Linked DNA regions of Homo sapiens: region 1 is linked to region 2. Evidence: chromatin loops called from intact Hi-C (ENCODE). Cell type or tissue: A673. All regions are shown on one strand. Each heading gives the region's core, and the rest is flanking DNA. Links, peaks and the distances in the headings are about the cores only. Region 1 overlaps TENM1 (teneurin transmembrane protein 1). Region 2 has its middle 120 kb from the start of TEX13D.

What was found. A loop is a pair of places that touch in the nucleus more often than their neighbours do. Peaks named below come from ENCODE experiments on the same cell type or tissue, not always from the same donor. Only the 100,000 strongest peaks of a DNase experiment are listed, where the experiment ranks them.
Region 1: a loop joins it to region 2, with 2.3 times the contacts of the local background. A loop is called at or near these places in 1 of 110 quality-filtered maps.

What each region holds. Positions count from the first base shown.
Region 1 is chrX:125,189,659-125,202,263 of GRCh38, reverse strand. The region is part of intron 1 of TENM1 (teneurin transmembrane protein 1); the gene reads left to right. Among named protein-coding and RNA genes, the nearest start is that of TENM1, 8.4 kb to the left of the region's middle. In A673, for the core only: no CTCF peak of the experiment used is centred there; DNase peaks (open chromatin) are centred at 3,503 and 6,033; H3K4me3 peaks cover 1,998 bases; H3K27ac peaks cover 3,607 bases.
Region 2 is chrX:124,203,881-124,216,485 of GRCh38, reverse strand. It overlaps the pseudogene HSPA8P20. Among named protein-coding and RNA genes, the nearest start is that of TEX13D, 120 kb to the left of the region's middle. In A673, for the core only: a CTCF peak has its summit at 4,981 (motif pointing left); DNase peaks (open chromatin) are centred at 4,945 and 7,605; H3K27ac peaks cover 2,173 bases.

The DNA.
Region 1 (12,605 bases), core at 2,686-10,685, 980 kb before region 2:
TATAATTAACAAGCCAGGTAACAATGTACTGTGAGAATCAATTGCTACTCTTAACGTGTTTGAGGAGAACATGGCAAATGTCTGCTCTATTATATTTTTTGGCTGAAATAGCCCAGTTCATCTTCCTAGTCCGAAGTCTTCTGATCTGGAGCAGTAGATACTCCAGTGTTACCAAGAAAGGGAAGAGTCTAAGAGGGAAAGGCTTAAAAAACAAAATTAATGAAAAGGCGATCCACACCTTTAACTTCTGCTCCATGATTACCCAGCATCTGCTTGCTTGCTCACCCCCGCTCCTTGCTCTTCATATCTGCAACGTGGGGAAAAATGAATTTTCATAAGGCATAGTAAGACCCTCAAAGTACATAACTGGAGAAACAGAATCCCAATTTTGCCATTTTAGTTCAAGTTCATAACACTATTTTGTGATGCATTAAATAATTTACTATGGCAAAGTTGGGGTTTTTAAGAGTAATTAAAAGCTTTCAGGTATGACAAAATAATGTTGAAAACTTTTCATGATTAAAGAAAGTCGAAATATGCATTTAAAAAGGGATCAGGTAATTCCTAAAATAAATCCATGCTCTAAATATTATTTAAAAGTTTTCAGGTTGTTCCCCAGAATGTTTCTGAAAAACAGGTGTTTCTATAAAACAACTCTATGAAGAAATGTTAACATTTTCATAATAAAACTAGTAGAGTCCAGTCCTGAGAACAATGTCAGCTATACATAGCAGAAAAAAACCCCACAAATATTTTTGCATACATGAAGTAGTATTTTCCATTAGGTTTAGGTTCCAATTATGAATTAGGGACAGTCATGTCATTTGACAAAATATACAGTGAGGCTAAAGGAAAGAATGCTTTGTAGAATCATTGTGCTGTAAAGGTGATTAAGATTTCAAATATTCAAACGTTTAGGTGTATTAAAATAAAATTGTATTATACATAACTATCATCACATTCAAAGGCCTAATTCAGTCTGAATACCCTAGAATTCTCAGTGTTTCAATTCAGCTATTATATGTGTAAATAACACCGACATAATCATAGTTTCCCTCATAGTCATTGATCCTTTCTGATACCTTTACCAGAAAGATTCTTGCTGAAGCAGAACAGTCTAGCATTCAAGTTTATTCTATACAATATTACTTTAAATTGTCAAACTGCAAAACATTCCTGATATGTTGTTTCTGAAAACAGAAAACTTAGTGGAAATTTATTTTCTGTGACAGCCTTAAAAACTTGGAAGTAGTAAGAAATTTTAGTGTTAATTAATAAAACAAACATTTTTCATATTCTATGTTAGAGATAGACATTTGGAGTCCATATAATTTTTGCTTGAAGCTTGCTTTTCCTAAGTCATTCAGTTTCAGATTTAAGTAAAGCTATCAAGTAGTTGGTATAGATTATGGTTAATAAATTCCCTAAAGTTTCCCAAAACAAGTTAATTATTATTATTTATGCATTTATTTATTTACTTACTTATAAATGACCAGAGGTCAAAAGAAGACCAGTACTTTGAATAACTGAGTCAGTGATTAATTTTTTTGATGAAAACAAATTTTCTTATAGTACTCATATTTGTTCTCTCTCTCTCTCTCTCTCTCTCACACACACACACACACACACACACGGAAGCAATTGCTTGTGAATGCCTTGAATCAGATATAAAACATGTACAATAGCTTTATTAAAATTATATATATTTGTTAAATTGCTGTGGATTTTAACCACAAAATTAATAATCCATGCGTACTTAAAAAGCTTCCCATCACTTAACATTTAGAAGAAAGGTTTAAACTGGATTCCTAGTATGACTACAGGCAGATGAAAAATATTGTAAGGTACAGAATTTAGCAATTGTGACCAACAGCATATACCCACGACTGGAAGTGTAACTGCTGATTATAAAAATTAAAAGGAATCAAATTTCAGAAATGCTCACATATACCACAATTTCTTTAAATCTTCTACAGCTTCTGAGTGTTAGATTAAATCACTACTTTGAATGGAGATTGCTATTATTTTTCCTTCCCCTAAAAGGTAAAAATATTCTGAATCCTGGCTTAATATATTATTTTTATTCCTTTCTGTTTTCCATTGATTTTTTTTAGAACAGAGGAAAGTAAATATCAAATATAACCAGCTAGAACCATGCTTAGTTTGAGCAGGTGAATGCTATAAAAGGCTTCACACAGCTTTTAATTATTCTTAACAACCTTGATGACCAACCATAGGTGTCTGTTCAGTATTCGGTGCTCTGTTATGGCAATTTATATAATGTATAGAGATTTTGTAGTTTGCTAGACGTGCTGTGGTACAATTTAGCAAGACCAGCAAAATTGCTTACATTTGGAACCCATGAAAAATAGGGCTGAGGAAATTGGAATATGATGGCATAGACTGAAAATTATTATATAACAATATTTATATCAATTGCAATGCTAACATTTCTGTATAGAAATTAAGCTAATTTAAATTTGAAAAGTAAATATTTTTACAGGTGACATGGATCCCTAATATTTTAAAATAGTAACTTAGAGTCTAATAAATGAAGTCTATTAGATTTTTATGTAACTTCAGGACCCATTTCAAGGCCTGGAAGTATAATCTTGGATAATTTACAACTTAAAAAATTATTCTAAATTGTACTTCCTGTCCGAGCCTCCACTTTAGGTAAACAATAGCATATGGTGAAACATGCATATATGCCAACTAACCACTACCTCTTGGATGATGTTTTTAATGTGATGTAATGATTCTGAAATATTGGATTCTCCACCCCCGCTCTATTCTAACTGTAAGAGTGGAGAAGCTAATTGGAAAATGGACACATAAAAACATGTTAAAAATCTCTTTTCACATGGGTGGATAATCCCCTATGAAGTTCTTACCTGGGAGCCTTTATATTTCTGTTTATGGTAGATATGTGCCAAGGTTAATACTTTTTCTCTGGGTGCTTATGACAAATTTCTATGACTGAATCTAGGTGACACCCAAATATGTGACTGCACCATTCTGTTAACCATCCAACTGTTTGGGGTGAAAAACATCTGGTTGTTTGAGAAAATTGTTTACCTAGTTTCTGGGTGTTTTGGAGTCACTTAACAGGCCGATGACCCTTAATATCCATGTCAAAAGAGAAAGAAAAAATAAAATAAAACACTTTAAAATACATGTAAAATATCTTAAACACTCTTGGGTTACTATAAAATGCCCAATGAACTAAATGCCATCGTGAATCTACAGCCTTCTATAAAATGTATAAGGAGATGTTGCTTGCATTCTACAACAATTACAGAAACAGAAACACACTGACCTTTTCAGCAAGGCAGGAAATTAAAAACTTTAAATTCAATTCTACACCCTACTCCCCCTTCCCTGCCCCCACCCCTGCCCACTGTACTGATTCATCAGCTTAAAGAAATTGACTTAAGGGGCTTGATACAGTGGCTTCTTAAAATTTCCTGTACCTCATTTTCCACTGATTGTGCTACTGCCATGGAAACTAGATGGGACAGACAGCTGGGAGTCACTAATTCAGAATGGGAATCTGCTTGTTAATTTAATTTCATGCCAGCCTGTTGGTCCCTGAAAGTAACTGCTGTAAAAGGCTGGGGAATTGAATTTGCTAGAAATAAATGATTAAGCTGAACGAAAAATCAGTGCCATCTCTGTCATTTTCCTGAAAATCTTCCTACAACCCTCTTTGTCCCTACTCAAGCAATTTTTAAAAAATAATCACAGAAAGAGAAGTTTGATTTGTGCATTCCTATTGGTATGTATGTATTCTATGGAGCATTTTTTGTTCTAATAGAACATTCACAGCTGTAAAATAGTTTCATAATAGCTATTACATTGAAAAAATATGTTCTTTCAAATTATGATTTTGTAGACTTTGAAGAAGCCTAGTTAGTGATGATAGGAAAACATAATATAAATGATGCTTGAATTTTCCAGTAGAATTGGTTATTTTTCCTTTTCAAATAAAAAAAGTCTTATTACAATATCTATGTCCCACTTTTATTACAGAGACCAAATGCATTTGAATACATTTATTTGAAATTTGTAAAACAGTCATTTTACCAGTCACCAGAAAGCATACTGGTTGTTTTAATTTTATTCGACTAAGTTGTAAATTAATAAGTAGTCAACAATGAGGAAATTGCCTTTTAATGTTTCTCATATTCTGTTGTAATGTTTTTGTGGCTGATTATGAGTTATGAAATTAAATTTTGGAATCACAATCTCTATGATGAGCTGAATTGCAATCCATGTCAAGTCTTTTGCAATACCGGCTAAAGTCCTGAGAAACTAATATTACTTTTCTGTCAATTTGTAGCTGTAAGCAAATTTCTGTATTACGACTGAGAGAAGATCTTTGATAATGAAACAAAGAATGGAAAGATAAATATATGTAAAGGTCAGAAGGTATTTTTCTGTTTTAAAGTTAATAAAATTTCAAAATATATATGTTCAAGGTAGAACTATTAATGATAGAATGAAGCAGTTATTCAAAAGTTTAGGAAAATTAATATCCACATTTTTACAGTTTAGGGAATACTGAGAATATCAGTATCCAGTTGTTGAGTGTTGAATTACGTGTATTTTATTCTTTGGTGTATTTTTTGTTACTTGGACTATATCTGTGTGATACTAAAATCTGACTAAAACTTAAAAAAATTGGGACAATTATCACGGAACTTGTAGAATTCATAATATTGGTATCTTCTTTGTCATGTCGATTTCCTCTAACCTTTCAGCAGATGCTTGCATTTGGATGAACAATGGAAAAAGTCATTCATTCATCTGGATGGTTCCAGCTTCCACTGTTTACTCAAATCCTCAGTTTTTATGGTTCTATAGCCTCGGTTTCCCTTTTGAAATCACCATATATTTATTTTTCAATTGTTTTTCTATTTAGTTGAAAGGTGTTGTAAGTATTCAGGATGCTGATGCATATTATACATATATATGTAACTTTCAATAGAATTTCTATGCATTTATATTAAAGGAAATCCACTTTCATTTTAATGTTTTAAGGTTTGGAATCGACTTAGTGTTTTTAGTTGCCTGTATGAATGATGGTTTTTAAACAGCCAAAATAAAAGTACGTGGCTATCAGTTTGCATACTTCTGGGAAAATCTGATCACTGGCTAAGGTCAAAGAGAAAATTTCCCAGTTGCATGGTTTTGCATAATTGGTGGATTCTAAGTGTGTATATTACCTCTAATGTCTCTATCTGGTTTAGACACCTGTCAAAGAGAAGGTGCCAGATTAGATGGACAATTGGTTTATTAGATATTGCAATCCCTATGCCCCAGCTGCATACAGACATTTTAAGAAAACTCTTCAGTTGTTCAGAGAAATTAGAAAGAGATACTGCAGATGGCTTATCTCAATAATCCAGGTTTTTTTCAGGTACATTTAAAATTAAATGTCCTAAGAGATGATTAATTCAGGAAAGTTATTGATAATGAACTAATCTTATGCTACACATCCTTTGCACCTATGATGATACCTTATTAAAGGTGTTTCAATCTTGCTAATTACCACCTGTGTTTAAATATAGAGGTGTATAAATACACTATAACTACACAGTGGCTGGAAGCCTTCTCAACCTAAAATTTTGGTACTGTTTTTAGCTTACTCAATTCCTATCAACAAAAAGTTTGTGGTCAACATTTTGAATTTAAACTCTGTGCCTTATCCCCCTCCTGCCTTTAACATTAATGATTTTCTTTTTTTAAGCTGCTCTGCTTAATTGTAAGCATTTGAGTGATACTGATGTGTGATCTGTTCTATTAAGTAGCCCAAAAATGTGTTTGTGTTTATGTGTGTGGGGCTGACACTTTTTAAATGAATATTTATGAAAACATACATACATTGTGGACAAGGATTTCATAAGCATCATTTACAGACACATGAATACATCACTTATTTGCTTACTTTATACTTCAAATGAATATGTTTTTGTGACTGTGACTCATACGCTTAAAGCTTTAAGCAATGTAAGAAAGCATTTCAGAATTGTGAAGCAAGTCAAAAAAAAAAGAAACTTTTTTGGGGAAGATAGTATTAATTTCACTAATGAGATCTAGTGACCGCTAAGGGAGAAGAACAGTACAGTTGATTGGCCAATTAATACTTATTGCTTAGACTTGAGAATAATCTTACATTTTAAATTATCAATAAAATCACTCTAATTCCTTCCTTCCTTCCTTCCTTCCTTCCTTCCTTCCTTCCTTCGTTCCTTCTTTTCTTCCTTCCCTCCTTCCTTCTTTTTTTCTTCTCTTTTTAAACTACTTTTAAGGTTTGGGTTGGTATACAGTTTTAAGAGAAAGGAAATAGGCTTTAGGACACTCACTAAAATATTGGGAGCGATTACTCTTTTTATTCTTCTTCTGATTCTGGCCAATTCTTTATATATGTTCCAGATAATTATAAACATAATATGAGATATTATTATTTATATTTTTTTCAGTTCGTACCTTCTTTCAGTTATCTTGGGTAGGGGCTATAATGTCACACTGCTTTACTGGGTTGGTATTTATTATAGATGTACTCTGTTCATGTATTCATATGCTGCTAGTACATTTGTGATATATCTTTCCTGTTTAGTCTAATAAAATCGCAACACTTAGGTGTGACACCATTTATTTTTGGTTTAGAATTCATGAAGTGTCAACATAAGGATGCTACATTTTCTTCATTGTTTTGTTCTTTTCACTATTTGAGATATTGCTTTGATGAAACATCGGACAACTTGTGAAAGTGAGGTAATTTTAATGTAAACAATTAGAGTTCAGTGCAAGGGAAGTATTTTAACTGGTAATTTAACATGGAAGAGAGAAAGTTTTAACAATTTACTTCTGTAAAACATGGAATAAAGTATCCTTAAGAAAATGTGTAAAACAGCAGTAGACATAGTGAGAGAACACTGGTCCCAGATATTTAGCAAAATACTTGGAACTGCTTTACTATTGAAAGGGAAAAAAATTAACATTTACACTGATGATCTGTGACAATGGGTCTTGAAGGCTCCTGTTTTCCACAGAGGCTCTCCAGGTCTCATGCACTGGTCTCTCCTTTTACTGAAAACTTCAGTTTACATACTTTTGGTTATATATCACAGAACAATTTTCATGAAGGAAAATTTTCATTTGCTCATTCTTCCATTCATTCATTTGCTAATTTATCAAACCTTCTTCAAAGCCTCTGTTTACCTGGTGCTACAGAGACATTAAAAAATCATCTTTGGGAGACAGATATATAAGCATACTCCGGTCATATAACAAATGCTATAGTAGAGGAATAATTAGAATGCTCTGGAAACTCAAAGATTGATATAGTTTTATAAATAGTCAGTTATTTGAATTGATTCTTAAAGAGTGTCTAGGATGTTTTTTAGTCAGAGAATATGGAGAATCACATTCCACATGACCTTAGGGCTGTGAAAGAACACTAGGTTAAATTAGCAATGGGGAATACCAATCTAGGACAAGAGAGTGCCATTTTATTTCCTATCCGAGCCTGGGGAACAGAGGTCAGGGATAACGTCTTATTTCCATTTATGTGTCTGACATACAGAAGAGGCTTAGTACACATTTGTTGAATGAATGAATGGGTTGGTATTTTGCTGCATGGAGATAATCCTAGAAAATGGTGTTTTTCCTGAGGTTTATCCAAAATTAAGCAGTGTGCTATGTTGTAGTAGTGTCAACTGAACGAGATAAGGGGTTTTAAAGTGAGGGCAAGGTGAATCAACCTTGTGTTAGAAAGACATCACCAGTATGGAGGAAGGATTGAAGTAGATTAGGAGTATAGTAGCAGTGAGACCAATAAAGAGGCAGTACTGCAACTGTGACCAATTATGAGGACATGAACCAAGGCAGTGACAGTAACATGGAGAGGAGTGGACAAATTTGAGAAGCACTGATAAGGTAGAATCAATGATTCTCGGAAATTGATTTAATTTAGGGTGTGAGGAAGAAGGAGGGAGTGACTCTGAGGCTTTTGTCTTGGGAAACTAGGTAATGCCATGAAGCAGAATAGGGAACACAGAAGAAAAAGTTGGTTTCAGTGGGGATAATGCAGTCAGGTTTGGACTTATTCGATGTGAGACACCAGCTAGATATCCAGATGGAGATGGATTGTGCCAGATGGAAATTACAGATCTGGCTGGGCGCACTGGTTCCTGCCTGTAATCCTAGCAGCTTAGGAGGCCAAGGAAGGAGGATTACTTGAGCACAGGAGTTCCAGACAAGCTTGGGCAACATAGTGAGACCCCATCTCTTTTTTAAAAAAAAAATTAACTGGGCGTGGTGGTACATCTCTTTAGTCCCAGCTACTCAGCACTCTGAGGTGGGAGGATTGCTTGCTTGTGCCTGGGATGTTGAGACTGCAAGTGAGCCATGATTGCACCATGGCACTCCAGTCTAAATGACAGAGCAAGAGCTTGTTCTAAAAAAATACAGATCTGAAGATAAAGTCTAGAATTAGAGATCTGGGTGTCATCAATCAACATAGTAGTTGAAATCGTAGGGGCAGGTAGGTGAGCTTAGCTAGAGAGTATATACAGTCATCTTTTGATATCTGTGGGGACCAGGTTACAGTACCCCCCACCATAGATACCAAAATCCACAGGTAGTCAAGTTCATGATATAAAATGGTATAATATTTGCATATGACCTAAGTATATACTTTAAGTCATCTCTAGATTACTTAACAATACCTAATACACCGGACGCAAGGGTGTACATGCCTATTGTCCGAACTACTTGGGAGGCTGAGGCAGGAGGATCCTTTGGTCCCGTGAGTTTGAGTCCAGCCTGGGCAACATAGCAAGACCCCATCTCTAAAAAAGAAAATCTAATACAATACCTACACATCACTTTATTCACATGGATTCAACAAAGTACTTGCTGTGCAGCAAATTCAAGTTTTGCTTTTGGGAACTTTGTGGAATTATTTTCCAAATATTTTTGATTCACGTTTGATTACATCTACAGATGTGGAACTCATGGATACAGAAAGTTGACTGTATAGAGTAAAAAGAGAAGCAAAGATGAAATATTGAGAAACACTGCATTTAAGAGTTTAGTGAAATAAGAGGAGCCTTCAAGAGAGAGGAAGTTAGAATAAGATCAGAGAGGTACAAGCCATACAAGATAACAAGAAAATAGAAGCTAAGGGAGGAAATAATTTTATAAATGCCATTTGGGCAAAGACATGAAAAAATAATTCACAAGAGAGGAAATAGAAATGGGAAATGGAAAAAAAATAACTGAAAAAAACCTCAACCTTCAGTAATCAACATAAATGATATTCAGTGAATATAAAGTTTCTCTTATGCAAGGCAAATAAGTTCTAGAGATCTTTTGTCCAACATAGTGCCTTAAATAACAATACTGTATTGTACACTTACAATTTTAAGAGGGTAGATCTCATGTTAAATGTTCTTACCACAATTTGTATGTACATGTATACATACAAATTAGAAACAATAAATGCCTGTTTATTTTAAAAATTAAAATAATGCTCAGTGCAATTTTTCAAGTCCCAAATGTTAGTCATTCTTGATTTCTCTTTTTTAACACCTGACACCCAACCAATTAACAAATGCTGACTCTACCTTCAAACTATATTCTTTATCTGAATAATTTTCTTCTCATTCATTACTAACACTCTAGAACAAACCACCATCATTTCTTACCTGGAATACTGAAACAGCCTTCTAATTGATATCCCTAGATCCATCTTTGTTCTCATATAGTTTTTCACACGGCAACCAGGATGATCATTTTAAAACTTAAACAAGATCTTATGATCTGTCTGCTCTCTGGCTTCCAAAGGTTGACTTCTCACCACACTTTAAAAAACTTGAAAAATTTAAAAAATCTTTACAATGCCCTACAAGGCTTTACATGATTTGGTCACTATTTATTGGACTTCATGTCTTGCTATGTCCCCCCTCAAACATTGCTCATAACCTTCTAGCCATATTGCCCTTTGATTTGTTCTTTAAACATGCCATGCATTCTTTTTTTTTCTCAGGGCCTTGTGCCTGCTTTTTTATCTGTCTAAAATGATTTTTCTCCAAGGTTTCTGCAGACTTTACTTTTGTTTTAAAATAAAGAACAGAAGTTTATTTTCTCACAGTTTTGGAGGCTGGGAAGTCCAAGATTAAGGCACTGACATTCAGTGCGGGAGGCAGTTACTCCTTCTGCTTCCAAGATGCTGCCTTCTTGCTGTGTCCTCCAGAGGGAAGTACCCTGTGTCCTTACATGGTGGAAGTTGAAAGGGCCAAAAAACAAAACAAAAAAAAACAAAAAAAAAACCTAGCTTATTCCCTGGACCTCTTTTATAAATTACCAATCCATTCATGTCTTCATCACTTCCCAAAAGGTCCTGCCTCTTAATACGGTTGCATTGGGCATTAAGTTTAAACATGAATATTGGAGGGGACATAAACAATCAAATAATAGAAGTATATGATAGATCCTTTTTGACTCTTTCAGGATCACACCACCATAATAATGTCACCAGAAAAGGTGAATGGAATATTCTAGCATTACAAGTAATAATAAAAACTAACACATATGGAATGCTTCCTAGGCAAAGCACTGTCCTAAGGACTTTATATGTATTAACCCATTTAATTTTCATTCAGACCTCTCCAGGTTTACTTTCTTACTTCATTCAGATATTTGATCAAATGTTCCTTCATCATAGTGGCCTACTCTGACCATCCTATGTAATGAACTTTATTGTCTTTCATTTTCTATGCCTTTATCAGCTTCTATTTTTCTTTATATTACTCATCATTAACTGGTATCATACTGTATTTTTATCTTATCCACTTTTCTAGAATATTAGTTCCTTGAGGGCATGAATTTTGTTTCTTTTTTGCTCACTACTATATCCATATCACCTAGCACAGTGCCTGATACATAGTAGGTGATTAATAAATATTGGTTGAGTAAATGAATGACTAATAAGGACATGATGAAATATTAGTTGGTGTAGATTTGGCAGTTTGCTGCAAAAGCCTTAATAATGTTCATACCAATAATTCTACTTCTGGGACTTTGTCCTAAATAAATAATATGAAATAAAGAAAAAACTTCATTTCAGATATTTTCACCAAGCATTATTTGTGATAATAGAAAATATGAAGGAACCCAAATGTTCAACAAGGCAAATGCTATGTGATTTATGATATATCTAGACAAGGCAATACATAATGGCCATTAAAAAAAGATGTTTACAAATATTTTAAGATAAAAGGAAAATGTTTATGTTATACTACCAAATGATAAACCAAGGTGTAAAATTATATGTATCCAATATGTAAGAAAGAAAAAAGACTTGAAAAAGATATGCAAAAGTGCTAAAAATGATTATTTCTGATTGAAAAAGGTGGGTAATAGGTCATTTTTTCCTTTATTATCTGTATTTTCCAAATTTTCTGTAATTAGACTATATAACTATCAGACACCGTGTATTTACAAAACAAAACCATTAAAAAAACAAAAAAATAAATATTGCCATATGAGAAGTGAGGTTTGGGAACAAATAAACAAAGATAATAAACCCATTTTTCTTGAGAGATGTTGCTGGAGGGAGAGGAATATGCCAGTTTTAGCCAAGACCAACTATTCTCTGACTTTATTTTGAAGAGGACTACAGAAGGGAAAATAATCGAGATCCACTGATCCAATCTGGTCTTCACTCACTAGAGAACCAAAGAGGGCGGAACTTACCCTGCTAGGATTTGAACAGGATGTTCAAGGGAAATTGCACAAATTAAGTCTTGTTCATATTGCTGTGGAAAGCACTAGCAATTTGCTTCATGTAAAACAGAAGTGATTACTCACTATATTTCTTCATGTCATGTAGTAAAAACAATTAAATGAAGTTAGACTATAGATTACTTGGCTATTCAGCCACAGTCACCTCTAATGGAAAAGAAGAAAAATAGCATTGACAAGTTTTGGCAGGTCTCATCATTAGAAATGCCTATATTGCCAGAAAGAAAAGAAGCTTCAGCCAATAATGTAAACCGAGAAGTTCTCTAGGCCTTGAGGAAGAAAGTGACAATACAGAGTGTTGCAGCATTAATTGTCTGAGAGCACTGATCATTGTAATGGGAAAACTGTCTCTTTTATTAACACGATTATTTTCTGCGAAGTCTTTGAGTAAACGTCCCATTAAAAAAATTGCATTAGGAGTTTCAAAGCATATATAGCGATGTAAAGATATACTCATTAATAAGATAAAGTGTGACCTATATGCCGCCCAAAGTCCCTTGAAAATAGAAATAGCATTAATATAGGTATTAAAATTACAGTATAATCAGGTAATTATTTTTAAAAAGTAAAAATTTGTACCATTTTCTAAACTAACAGAAATCATACTTTTAACATCTATTTGAGAAAGATATCTATCCATACACATGTATGCATATTCACATTATGTGCATATTCATATATACATATATTATTTGATGTCAACATCTTGAACCCGGCTTTTAGGCCCTTCTTCTGCTCACCTCCAATTTATGTATTTTACCTCCATAGCCAATCTCTGCTGACCGTTTTGT
Region 2 (12,605 bases), core at 1,728-9,727:
CTCTTGGCCTCAGTCTTTTCATCTGTAAAACGAGGGCATTGACTTGAGCAAAGTTTCCCAAACTAAGGTTTGGAAGTCTGAATCTTTTCAATTGTGGGGTTGGAGTGAGGGGTAGATATAATATAATAAAAGAGATACTTGGTAGCAAAAAGACAAGAAACAATGGACTGGATGAACATTTTTTGTTATAATATTTCATGATTCCAGGAAATCCAGTTTTTGTTCATGGGATTGGCTTTAAAATGAAACAGGTGTTTGTTATTTAAAACAACTTCACTTCCAATTAAATTGGGCAAATTGAACACATGCACTTATCTGAGCTCCTTCCTGAGATCCCACAAAAAAAGAACAGGGGATTAAAAGGCCAAATGCAGTGAGTACAAAGGAAAAAGGGGGAGAGGCTATAATAAGCAAGAAGCACACACGCGTGCATGCGTGTACATGTGCAAATATGGAAACTAGAGAATGGCTAAATGAGTGGTTTAGCAGATTAGAAAAAGCCAAAACCCAAGGATGCGGTTTATACTCCAAACCTCAAAAAGCTCAGGTTTTGAGGGTACCAGTTATCTCTGAAAGTGGGAGTTTTGGTATGGAGTTGAAAACAGGATGATAGATTGAACATGATGATAAGAAACAGCCCCCAAATCCCTCCCTCCATCCCAGCAGGGGAGAAAACATTTAAACCAAGCACAGCTGAGGGCCCACTGAGAAGCTATGTTGAAAACTGGGATTAAGTTGGAGTCTGCCTTCTGAACATTGAGACCTCCAGTCCCCATCCTTGACTCAGTTCCCAAAATACTGACAGCCAGGTTACACATGCCAAGCGGAAGATTGGAAGATTCCACTCTGGGAAACTGACTGAACCCAGAGAAATAATTCAGATGATACTGAAGAAGCAGGCAGGATGTCAAATGATGTAGGGTTTTGTAGGCCATATTATAGTTTTTGGATTTAGCCTAAGGACCAGAAAGTCATTCAGGGGTTTTAAGCAGGGGAACAACATGATCGAATTTGCATTTTTTAAAGATGAAAAAGGAGCTAGTGTGGATTTTCAAAAAGTGAAGACCCTGTACCACATTTTGACCAGTTTCAGAGAGGAGGGGAGCTGTGCAGAGATGTGCTGGAGGAGTGCCTATTGGTGACCAAAGACATGGGATGCTGAAGCGATACAGAATGCCACCTGGAAGTTCGTTGGTAATGTGCCTGATCCTGTTTGAGAATGTAGATCACTGGTGGTGGGGTGTTGAAGTGGTAGGTGGGAGAGTAGACTCATGTGGTTTAGAGACTGTTTACATTAATTGAGCAAATAAGTGAAGATTATATTGAAGATAAGTGGCAGGCTTCTCACTGTTGGAGAAGATACTAAAAACAGAAAGGAGGAAGACCAGACCGAATGTTAACATTCTGGGTTGAAATTGGAGGTTTGGGTATAAATTCATGTTTTAAATATATATACTCAGAGAGATATAAAAATAGTTATAGATGTACATATGTGTATATATGCACATGTATGTATTAATATATACATACATATATTTTCCAGCCCTGTCTGCTAAGAGCACCTGCAAGCAATAATAGCCCAGCAGCAATGAGCCCACCAAGAGCTCAGATAATAGTTTTCATATACCACCCTCCACTAAAGAAAAAGTGCTCAAAGAATAATGGGAACAAGTCAAAAGGACACCGAGACCACCTTGAAAGGGGCTCCCAGTGGTCAAATCTGGGAAAATTTGAGCATCAAAATAAACGTTGATAGTAATGGATCGCAACCAATTATACAAAATAGGACTCCATGAGTCCATATTGACATACATACATACATAAATAATAAATAAATAAAGGATAGGGCAGACTATATCTACAAAGATACCCACCACAATATATTCTATCCTATAGGCTGTTCTTACAATGTGATGTTAACAATCTTCCCATCAAGTGGTAAGAGCTATGTCCCCATCCATTGACCCTAGATGGATATTTATGACTGCCTCAACCAACAGAATACAATGGAAATGAAAGCTGTGTGACTTCTGAGGTTGTATTAGAAAAAGGCCATGCACTTCCACCTTGCTCTCTTGGGATACTTGCTGTTAAATCTCAACCCCAATGCTGGGATGAAATCAAGCAGCTACATAGCAAGGCCTCATGTGAGGGTTCTGGCTGGCAGCCTCAGCTGAGGTCCCAGTCAAAAGACAGCAACAACTAGTCAGTCATGTGAGTGATGAACCACCTTGGAACTGGATCCTCTAACCCCAGCTGACTGCCCCAGCTAAAATATCACCTTGCCTAGATTGCAGATTCATGAGCTAAATTCTTGTTGTTTTAAGCCAGTAAATTTGGGTCTAGCTTGATGTACAGCAATAGATAACTGGAACAGAGGAGAAGCCCTTCTGTTCCATACAGTAGAATGCCAACTAATAAGTGTAGAAAGATTGATGGGAATGAGAATCAATATTTGGCCACCATAACATAACTGAATTAACTGCCTGGTTGATTCAGGCAGTTAAGGGTGGTGGGTAGAAGATCGATGAGAAACAGGATGTTGGCATAATCTGGGAATATCTCCCCACAAAATACTGATCAATTACAAAGAGAAAAAAAAGGGACATTGTTATGCTAGAGAAACCTGCAGACACCAATATACCCCGTGATTAGAGTTAACACTACCAGTGACAGGATAGGTTGGCATTGTGTGCTCTCTGATGCAATGCACCAAGAAGAACACAGCATCATTTCTAGGGTATTCCTGCCAAGAAAATGTGGCCTGAGTCTAGTCATAAGGAAACGTGGCTCATCCTACAAAATGTAAAATCAGTAGTTGCTAAAACTGTTGAGGACATGAAAGACAGGAAAAATCTATGGAACTCTCTCCGATTGAAGGAGCCTGAAGAGATACGACAACTAAATACTAGATGGACACTGATGACAACTAATTGCTGGTAACTAAGTGTTCCTGGATGGAATCATGGACCAGAAAGGAAAAGGAGACATTGTTGGGACAGTTGGCAAAGTTTTAATTGGGTCTGCAGATTGAGTGGTAGTGTTGTACCACTGTGGATTTCCTGACCTGGAGAGCTGTATGCTGGTAGGTTAGGAGAGTGGACTTGCTAGGGGAAAGACACACTGGAATATTTAAGGATCATAGAACATCATGTCTTCAGCTTACTCTCAAGTGGTTCAGAAAAAGACTAATGTGTATATATATATACACATTAATATAATAATGTTTATATATTATTTATATATGTAATAATGTTTATATATATATGAGAAAGAGGGAGCAAATGCAGTAAAATGTTAACAAGAATCTAGGTGAAACAGATATGGAAGTTATTTGCACTGCATTTGTAACTTCTCTGTAGGTTTGAAAATATTTCAATATGCAGTATTTTTTAAAACCACACAATTGCTTATTTTACCAAACCATTTCAGATCAAAGACTCATTGCTTAATTTCAACTACTCAACCAATTTTATTCTTCAGGGCAAAGGGGTAAATATACGGCATGCATAACCCCAAACCACAGATATGCAAATCACATTGCAAACCAGGCCCCAATTCATACTAATTCATCAACGTTTCCATGCCTAGTGCTACATCAGCACTCTCAACTCCAACCAAGATACCAGGGTTCACCAACTTCACTTGCAACATTGCAGGTGCTCATTGCACAAAACAGCCCCACCCTCGATATGATGTAACAAAAAGGTTCTCCTTTGTGGTAATAGTCTTTATCTATCATCTGTAAGTTTGGCAAAACTGTAACATCTGTCTCTTATGCCCTTCCCTTTTATTTTCTGCATGGCTCTTCCTTCTGTCACCTCATTTTCTGCTCCTGATGCCCTTATGGCTCAGGTGGTTATTTGTGCTCTTGTAGCTAACATCTTACATAGAAGGCCTGCCCTGTCTTCTCTCGAGATTGTCCTGGTCCACAAACAGATAAGTTTGACTACATGGATATTCAAATAGTAAGTAACTATACAAAAGAAATTCAACAATATTAATAATTAAATAATACAAATTAAACCCCAATGTAGTTATTAGTTTTAAATTAGTACCAGTCTTTACAGCAGCATGATGGTAATATATATTGAGGATCATGAAACTATTCATGCCTTGTGTCATGCATTTTGATACAATAATCCTACTTTTAGAGTAGTTACCAGAAACATTATTCAGAAAATAAAGTGTTATTTATAATGTTGAAAAGATGCAAGTAATATAAGTATGTGATGTTCATGCATTTTTTTCAACAAATAATTACTGAGAACTTTCTATGACCAAGTATCTAATAGAATAGAGCAGTGTTGAAGTGTTATGACAAATCAACACGATGAAATGTTGTATAACCATTAAAATACTAAGTAGAATCACTCATAGAAAAGTGTTTATGGAATGATGTCAAATAGAATTCAAAACTTTATAGACACTACATAGACTATGTACAGACTATAAATTATAATAAATAATATAAAACTGTGTATGGACTGTAAAGTATAAAATTTAAAAATTGTATAGGCGCTATATAAAACTGTACAAGGTATAAATTAAAATATAATAAACTTTGTTAGGTGCTTAAGTATCTCATTTAAATGCTCACAGAAACTCCAGTGTTATTGTCCCCATGGTACAGATAAAGAAACTGAGGCTCATGGGGATTATAATACAACACTAGACTGCGAGTTCCACAAACTAACATTTTTGTCTGTACTGTATCCCGTGTCCAGAACAGTGCCTCACATATACCAGACACTCAGTAAATAGTTCTTGACTACCTGAAGTGGCTGAGTCATGATTGGGACCCAGTTCCCTATCAGAGCTAATACTGTCATTCAAATAAACTAGATCCATCAGGACCTCAGAATGAATTCAGAGATGGGCTTAAAGAGTTTCAAGTTCTTTGCTGGGTTGCAAGAGCCTCATGTCCTTTCCTCTCCTTTCCTTTCTCTTTTACTGTCTGCCCTCTGGTGGAGATACTAATGAGTAGCAGAAGTCACGGAAGAAAGGGCCAGGGTCATCAATGACTGCACAGATCACTTATGTCTTACCTGTATGTAATTAACACCTGTTCTCTAGTTTTGTCTGTTCTCTAGCTGTAAAAACAAGTGGACATATTTTCACCAAATTTGAAGGTTATTTTCAAGATGGTCTGGCTTAAAATACATCATATTAGCACAATTTACTTTGGGGATGCTGTAGGGCACATTGATTATTTTTTTCCTTGCATTGAGCTTTGTGGCCCATCATTTTATGGATTTGTATGAGTTAAGAAACTTACACTTTTTGAATTTTTCTAAAATATCACAGATTAAAGAGAATATTCAAAAATTTCATCAATTTTTCAAAATAACTTTTTTCTCCACACAATGAATAAATTTAAATGCTACAAAATTTGTCCCAAAGATGAAAATATCTTAGTTTCAAATCACCAAGAGTATTTGTTTTCTTTTACCAAGAATAGGAAGTCATAACCAATAGTATTTTAAATTAGAATTTTTATGGATCTGGAAACCCAATTTTAAAGGGACACCCGTGCAAGGGCCAATTGCAAAGACAGGCTCTTTCAAGGGCAAATAAAATTGCAGTAAGAAGAATGCTTGGAGGAAGATGAGAAGAATCGTGTTCTTTCACAGGCAATTGAAACCAAAGTTCAGTTCAAAGAGACATTTGGCTGCTGATCAGGAGATACATGAGATATGAATTCAGATGCTTCTGTAAGAGAAAAGAGTGCTTTTACATTTGAACTCCAAATCAATTATGCCAAAGAATCTACACTAGTTCTATGTCTGGAATCTGAAAGGAGAGTCTAAATGTTTCAAGAGAAAGGTCATGTTGAAACCAATTACTAAGCCCCCAAAGTTACTAAAATTGTTATTAATGGAGCAGTTTCCACAATTCCAATAATTTAAGACAAGATCAGAGCTTAAACTGTGTATGTCAACGGGGTACAATAGGAATCAGTATTTAATTCTCCCAAACCACTGGTTCCTTCAAACTACTGCTTCATCTTTTAAAGGCCGTAAGTACCAAGTGAATATCTTTTTCACCCATGGCTATTAATAAGTCCCAAATGCAAATGCCTCAAATAATTGGCATTGGTTTTTGATAGAGCTGCTTCTCACATAGGCAACACTATGTAATGTGTGCCTGAGTGGTGAGCAACAAGGATTTACCCAAATTTACTCAGGAGTATAACAATAACTATGACCTCTAAAGAAACTTGTTACAAAGTTGGAAATTATTAAAGCTCTGAATTAATTCAACTAGACAAAATCATCATAATGTTAACGTTAGTGTTTTTATTGTTTCTATTAAACTTTATTTAATGATAGTTAATTATTCTCCTGTGGAGCACTGGGAGTCTCCTAGAGTCTCTTTTTTTTCTTGGCACTTATAATGAAGGCAGAGAGTTAACTCCCAGTTTTCTTTCTTATTGACAAAAGAGATCAGCGCATTAAACACTTGGAAAGCCCTCCCCGGTGACTAGTACAGCCCTTGGCAAATAGTAAGTACTTAATAAATATTTGCCAAATGATTTAATGAACCACCCTTATATGAGTTGGAGTTTTTTGGTTGTGACAAAACCCAACTCTGGCTAACTTAGGAAAAGAGGGAATTTATTTGAAGGCTACAGGGCAGCGAACAGGTTTAAGAAGAGACTGGAAAAACCAACTCCTCAGAAACCAAAGCAGAAACCAGGGAGCTCCAGAAGATGTAGAGCAAGAACTGCTTAACACTTTATGCGGTCTTTTTATTACTCCATTCATAGATCAAATTCAAGAGGAAGCTTCTAATTGACCTAGCTTGGGTCCACATCACTACTCCTACACTAGGAGAGGGCAGGGTATCTTGATCAATATTCCTACCAGAATTTATCCAGGGTCAAAAAAAGAATCTTCCCAAAGGAAATGGGCATGCTTCTGCCAAAAGAAGGTAGAATGGATACAGAACAGGAAGGAAGGAAGGAAGGAAGGAAGGAAGGAAGGAAGGGAGGGAGGGAGGGAGGGAGGGAGGGAGGGAGGGAAGGAGGAAGGAAGGAAGGAATTTTTCTCTTTTTTTTCCTTTTTCTTTTTTTTTTTTTTTTTTTGAGATGGAGCCTTGCTCTGTTGCCCAGGCTAGAGCGCAGTGTCTCGATCTTGGCTTATTCCAACCTCCGCCTCCCGGGTTTAAGCGATTCTCCTGCCTCAGCTTCCCAAGTAGCTGGGATTACAGGTGCCCACCACCATGCCTGGCTAATTTTTGTATTTTTAGTAGAGACAGGGTTTTACCATGTTGGCCAGGCTGGTCTCCAACTCCTGACCAAAGGTGATCCCCCGCCAATCTCAGCCTCCCAAAGTACTGGGATTATAGGCGTGAGCCACCATGCCCAGCCAGGAATTTTTCTAAGTATTAAGTAAGAAGGTACTTAAAAGAAAATACTTAGAAAGTTATAAAAATTACTAAGTAATATATTAAAGTATTATCTTAGAGTTGATCCAATCTGATAGGATTAGTGTCCTCATAAGAAGAGACACCAGAGAGTGCTCGTTCTCCCCTCCTCTTCTCCCTCCTTTACCCTCCCCCTCTTCCTTCCTCTTTCCACACAAGCACACCAAGGAGGCCACGTGAGCACACAGAGGGAAGGCAGCTGTCTGCAACCCAAGGGGAGAACACTCATCAGACACCCACCCTGCTGGAACTTGACGGTGGTTTTCCAGTCTCCACAACTGTGAGAAAATAAATTTCTGTTGGGCAAGCCTCCCGCTCTATGGTAGTTTGTTATGGCAGCCTGAGCAGATGAATATATCCACCATCAAAATTGATGAGACAACCGAATAATTTCACAAAAATGCCTTCCAGAGAAAAATACTTAAAATAACTGCTTAGAGATAAGTTGCATTATTTTAGTACATTTATAATTAAAATAGAATAGGCTATAATAACCATCAATCATTACACAGGAATCTCTGAAAGACCTGACTGCCAAAGACTGCTACGTTTTCAATGTTATTATCAAAATATGATACTGGTAATAGTTCAAATTGGTAGGGAAAGCATGAATTGTTCAATAAATTGTACAGCACTACTTGGAAAAAAATAGTTAAACTCTCACTTCATGCCCAAAGCACAAAAAATTATAGATGCTTTTAAAACCTTCATTTAAAAATAAAAGCTCAGACCAGGCACAGTGGCTCATGCCTGTAATCCCACCACTTTGGGAGGCCAGCGCAGTCAGATCACTTGAGCTCAGGAGTTCGAGACCAGCCTGGGCAACTAGTGAAACACCGTCTCTATGAAAAATTAGCCAGGCGTGGTGGCGCACAATTGTGGTCCCAGCTACTCGGGAGGCTGAGGTAGGAGGATTGCTTGGGCCTGGGAAGCAGAGGTTGCAACAAGCCGAGATCATGCCACTCTACTCCCAGAATGGGAGACACAGTGAGACCCTGCTTCAAAAACAAAAATTTTTTTAATTAAAAAATAAGAGCTCAGAAGCATTAGAGGAAAACACTGAAAATATTTTTATAATGTTGGAGTGGGAGATATCTTCTTAAGATTCAAATTCAAAAGCCATAAGAAAAAACATTAACACATGTATGTAAAAATTTGCACATGTATGTAAAAATTTACACATGTATGTGTATGTATGTAAAAATTAACACATGTATGTAAAAATTTTCAACTTCTGTACAGAAAAAGATAACACAAGGAAATTTAGTAGATAGACAAAAGACTGAAAGAAAATATTTGCAGCATATTAAAAAAGAATTTTATATCCACCACATATAGTTTCTACAAATTAATAAAACACCAACCACATAATAGAAATATATACATTCACAATATTATGCAACCACCACCACTATCTAATTCCAGAACATTTAATCACCCCAAAAGTAACTTATACACATTAAAAAGTCACTCCCATTCCTTCCCACCCCCAGCTCCTGGTAACCATTAATCTACATTCCAAATAAATCTACGCTCTCCATAAATCTATGGATTTACCTATTCTGCACATTTCATGTAAATGGAATCATACAATATGTGACCTTTTGTTTCTGGCTACTTTCACTTACCATAATTTTTTAGGGTTCATCCACATTGTATCATGTATCTGTATTTCATTCATTTTTAGAGTTGAATAATTGAAATTTGGGTTGCTTCCACTTTTTGGATGCTATGAATAATGCTGCTATTTGCGTACAAGTTTTTGTGTGAATATATATTACCAGTTTTCTCAAGTATGTATCTAGGAGTTGAATTGCTATATGGTCATTCTATGTTTAATTTATTGAGGAACTAATAAACTTTTCAACAACAGCTGCACCATTTTACATTCCCGTCAACAATGTGTGAGGGTTCTCATTTCTCCAAATCCTTTCCAAAATTTATTTTCACTTTTTAAAAAATTACAGCCATGCTAGAGAAGTAGTATCTCATTATGGTTTTTATTCATATTCTTCTATTGGCTAATGATGTTAAGCATCTGTTCATATGCTTATTGTTCACTTTTATATACTCCACGGAAAAAAATGTCTATTTCTTTGTTCATTTTGATTGGGTTGTTTTTTGTTGTTGAGTTGTAATTTTATATGTATTTGGGATTCTAGACTGTTATCAGATTTCCAAATATTTTCTGTGATTCTATGGGTTGTCTTTTCACTTTCTTGATGTGTCCATGAAAGCATAAAGTTTTAAATTTTGATGAAGTCCAATTTATCTTTTTTCCCCTTTTTTTCCTTGTGCTTTTGGTTTCATACTTAAGAAACCATTGCCGACTAGGTGTGGTGGCTTCGTGCCTGTAATCCCAGTACTTTGGGAGGCTGAAGCAGGAGGATCACTGGAGACCAGGAGTTCAAGACCAGCCCGGGCAACATAGTAAGACCCTGTCTCTACAAAAAAAAAAAAAAAAATGTAATAGCCCGGTGTGGTGGCACCCACCTGTAGCCCTAGCTACTCAAGAGGCTGAGGCAGGAGGATTGCTTGAGCCCAGGATTTCAAAGCTGGAGTTAGCTATGATCATGCCACTGCACTCCAGCCTGGGTGACAGAGAAAGACCGTCTCCTAAACAAACAAACAAAAAAGACAACAAGCATTGGTGTGGATTAGGAGTAATTAAAAGCACCTTTATACACTGTTGGTGGGAATGCAAAATGATGCAGATGCTATGGAAAACAGAATGAAGGTTCCTCATAAAACTAAAAATAGAACTACCATATGATCCAGCAATCCCGCTTATGGGTATTTATCTAAAAGAATTGAAATCAGAATCTCAAAGAGATATTAGCACTCCTGTGTTCATTGCAGCACTATTCATAATAGCCAAGATGTAGAAACAACCTAAATGACCATCAACAGATAAATAGATAAAGAAAATGTAGTATATATATACACTGGAATACTATTCAGCCTTTAAAAAAGAAATTCTACAATATGTGACAACATGATTAGACCTTGAGGACATTATACTGCATAAAATAAGCCAGTCACAAAAGGACAAATAACAAATAAAGCATGATTCAATTTTTATGATGTATGTAAAATTGTCAAATTCACAGAATCAACAAGTGAAATGGCTCATTGAACATAGTGGCAGCCTTCGAGATTCGTGTGTATTCTTTGCAAGCCAAGCCAAACCTACATGCAAGTAACTATGTCTAAGGGACCTGTTGCTATGTCTAAGGGATCTAAGGGATCAAGTTGGTATTGATCTTGGCACCACCTACTCTTGTGTGGATGTCGTTTAGCACAGAATATTGGAGATACTTGCCAATGATCAGGGAAATCAAACCATCCCAAGCTCTGTTGCCTTTACTGATACCAAATGACTAATTGGTGATCCCACAAAGAACCAAGTTGCAATGAACCCCATCAACATGATTTTTGATGCCAAACATCTGATTGGATGCAGATATGATGATGCTGTTGTCCAGTCTGATATGAAGCATTGGTCGTTCTTGCTGGTGAATGATGCAGATAGTCCCAAAGTCCAAGTAGAATACAAGTAAGAGACAAAAAGTTTCCATCCAGAGGAGGTGTCATTTATGGTCTGACAATGATTAAAGAAATTGCAGAAGCCTACCCTGAGAAGACTGTTACCAATGCTGTGGTCACAATGCCAACTTACATTAATGATTCTCAACATCTGACTACCGAGGATGTTGGAACCATTGCTAGTCTCAATGTACTTAGAATTATCAAGGCCAGGTGTGGTGGCTCACCCTTGTAATCCCAGCCCTCTGGGAGGCTGAGGCGGGTGGATCACCTAAAGTCAGGAGTGCGAGACCAGCCTGGCCAACATAGCGAAACCACGTCTCTACTAAAAATACAAAAATTAGCCAGGCTTGGTGGTGTGTGCCTGTAATCCCAGCTACTCGGGAGGCTCAGGCACCAGAATCACTTGAACCCAGGAGGCAAAGGTTGCAGCAAGCCAAGATCCCACCACTGCATGCCAGCCTGGGCAACAGAGCAAGACTCCATCTAAAAAAAAAAAAAGAATTATCAATGAGCCAACTATTGCTGCTATTGCTTATGGCTTAGGCTGCTATTGCTTATGGCTTAGACAAAAAGGTTGAAGCAGAAAGAAATGTGCTCATCTTTGACCTAAGAGGTGGCACTTCTGATCTGTCAATCCTCACTATTGAGGATGGAATCTTTGAGGTCAAATATACAGCTTCTCCACTTAGGTGGAGAAGACTTCAACAAGCAAATGGTCAACCATTTTATTACTGAGTTCAAGCACAACCATAAGAAGGACAATGATGAGGATAAACAGAAGACTCTTGACAAGTGTAATGAAATTAGCAACTGGCTCAATAAGAATGGTACTACAGAGAAGGAAGAATTTGAACATCAGCAGAAAGAGCTGGAGGAAGTCTGCAACCCCGTCGTTACCAAGCTGTACCAGAGTGCAGGAGGCGTTTGAAGGAATGCCTGGGAGCTTCCTTGGTGACAGAACTCCTCCCTCTAGTGTTGCTTCCTCAGTGCCCTCTATTGAAGAGGTTGATTAACCTAACCCATGTATAGATATAACATTGTTCCACGCAGTTAAAACTTTGAAGGACCCAAATTTGCAGCAAATTCTATGGCAGTTTTAAAGTTCAGCTGCTATAGTAAATTACTGGATATTCTCAATACTTGAATATGGAACATGTGCACAGAGGAAGGAAACAGCATTGAACTTTATAAGCACTGTATTGTAAGTGCAAAATGCAATGTCTTGAATACAACTGTATTTAAAATTGGCACCAAAAACAGAGTGAAACGGTGGTTGCCAGGGGCTGGGGGAAGGCAGAACTAGGGAGTTACTAATCAACAGGCATAAAATTTCAGCGAAGCAAGATGAATAATAAGCTCTAGAGATCTGCTGTACAACATTGTACCCATAGTCAACAATAATGTATTGTACATTTAAAAATGTGTCAAACAGGTAGATCATGTTGTGTTCTTACCACAATAAAATAAAAAATGTAACTTAAAAAAAATCCTTGCTCTTATATAGCTCCAGCCCACCCTGAAGCTGTTGTCGCAAATTACATCTTTATACAATATGTACTCACCAACATAGATTATAATTTATACTTTAATCAATTGTCTTTTAAATCATATGGGAAAAAAGAAGAGTT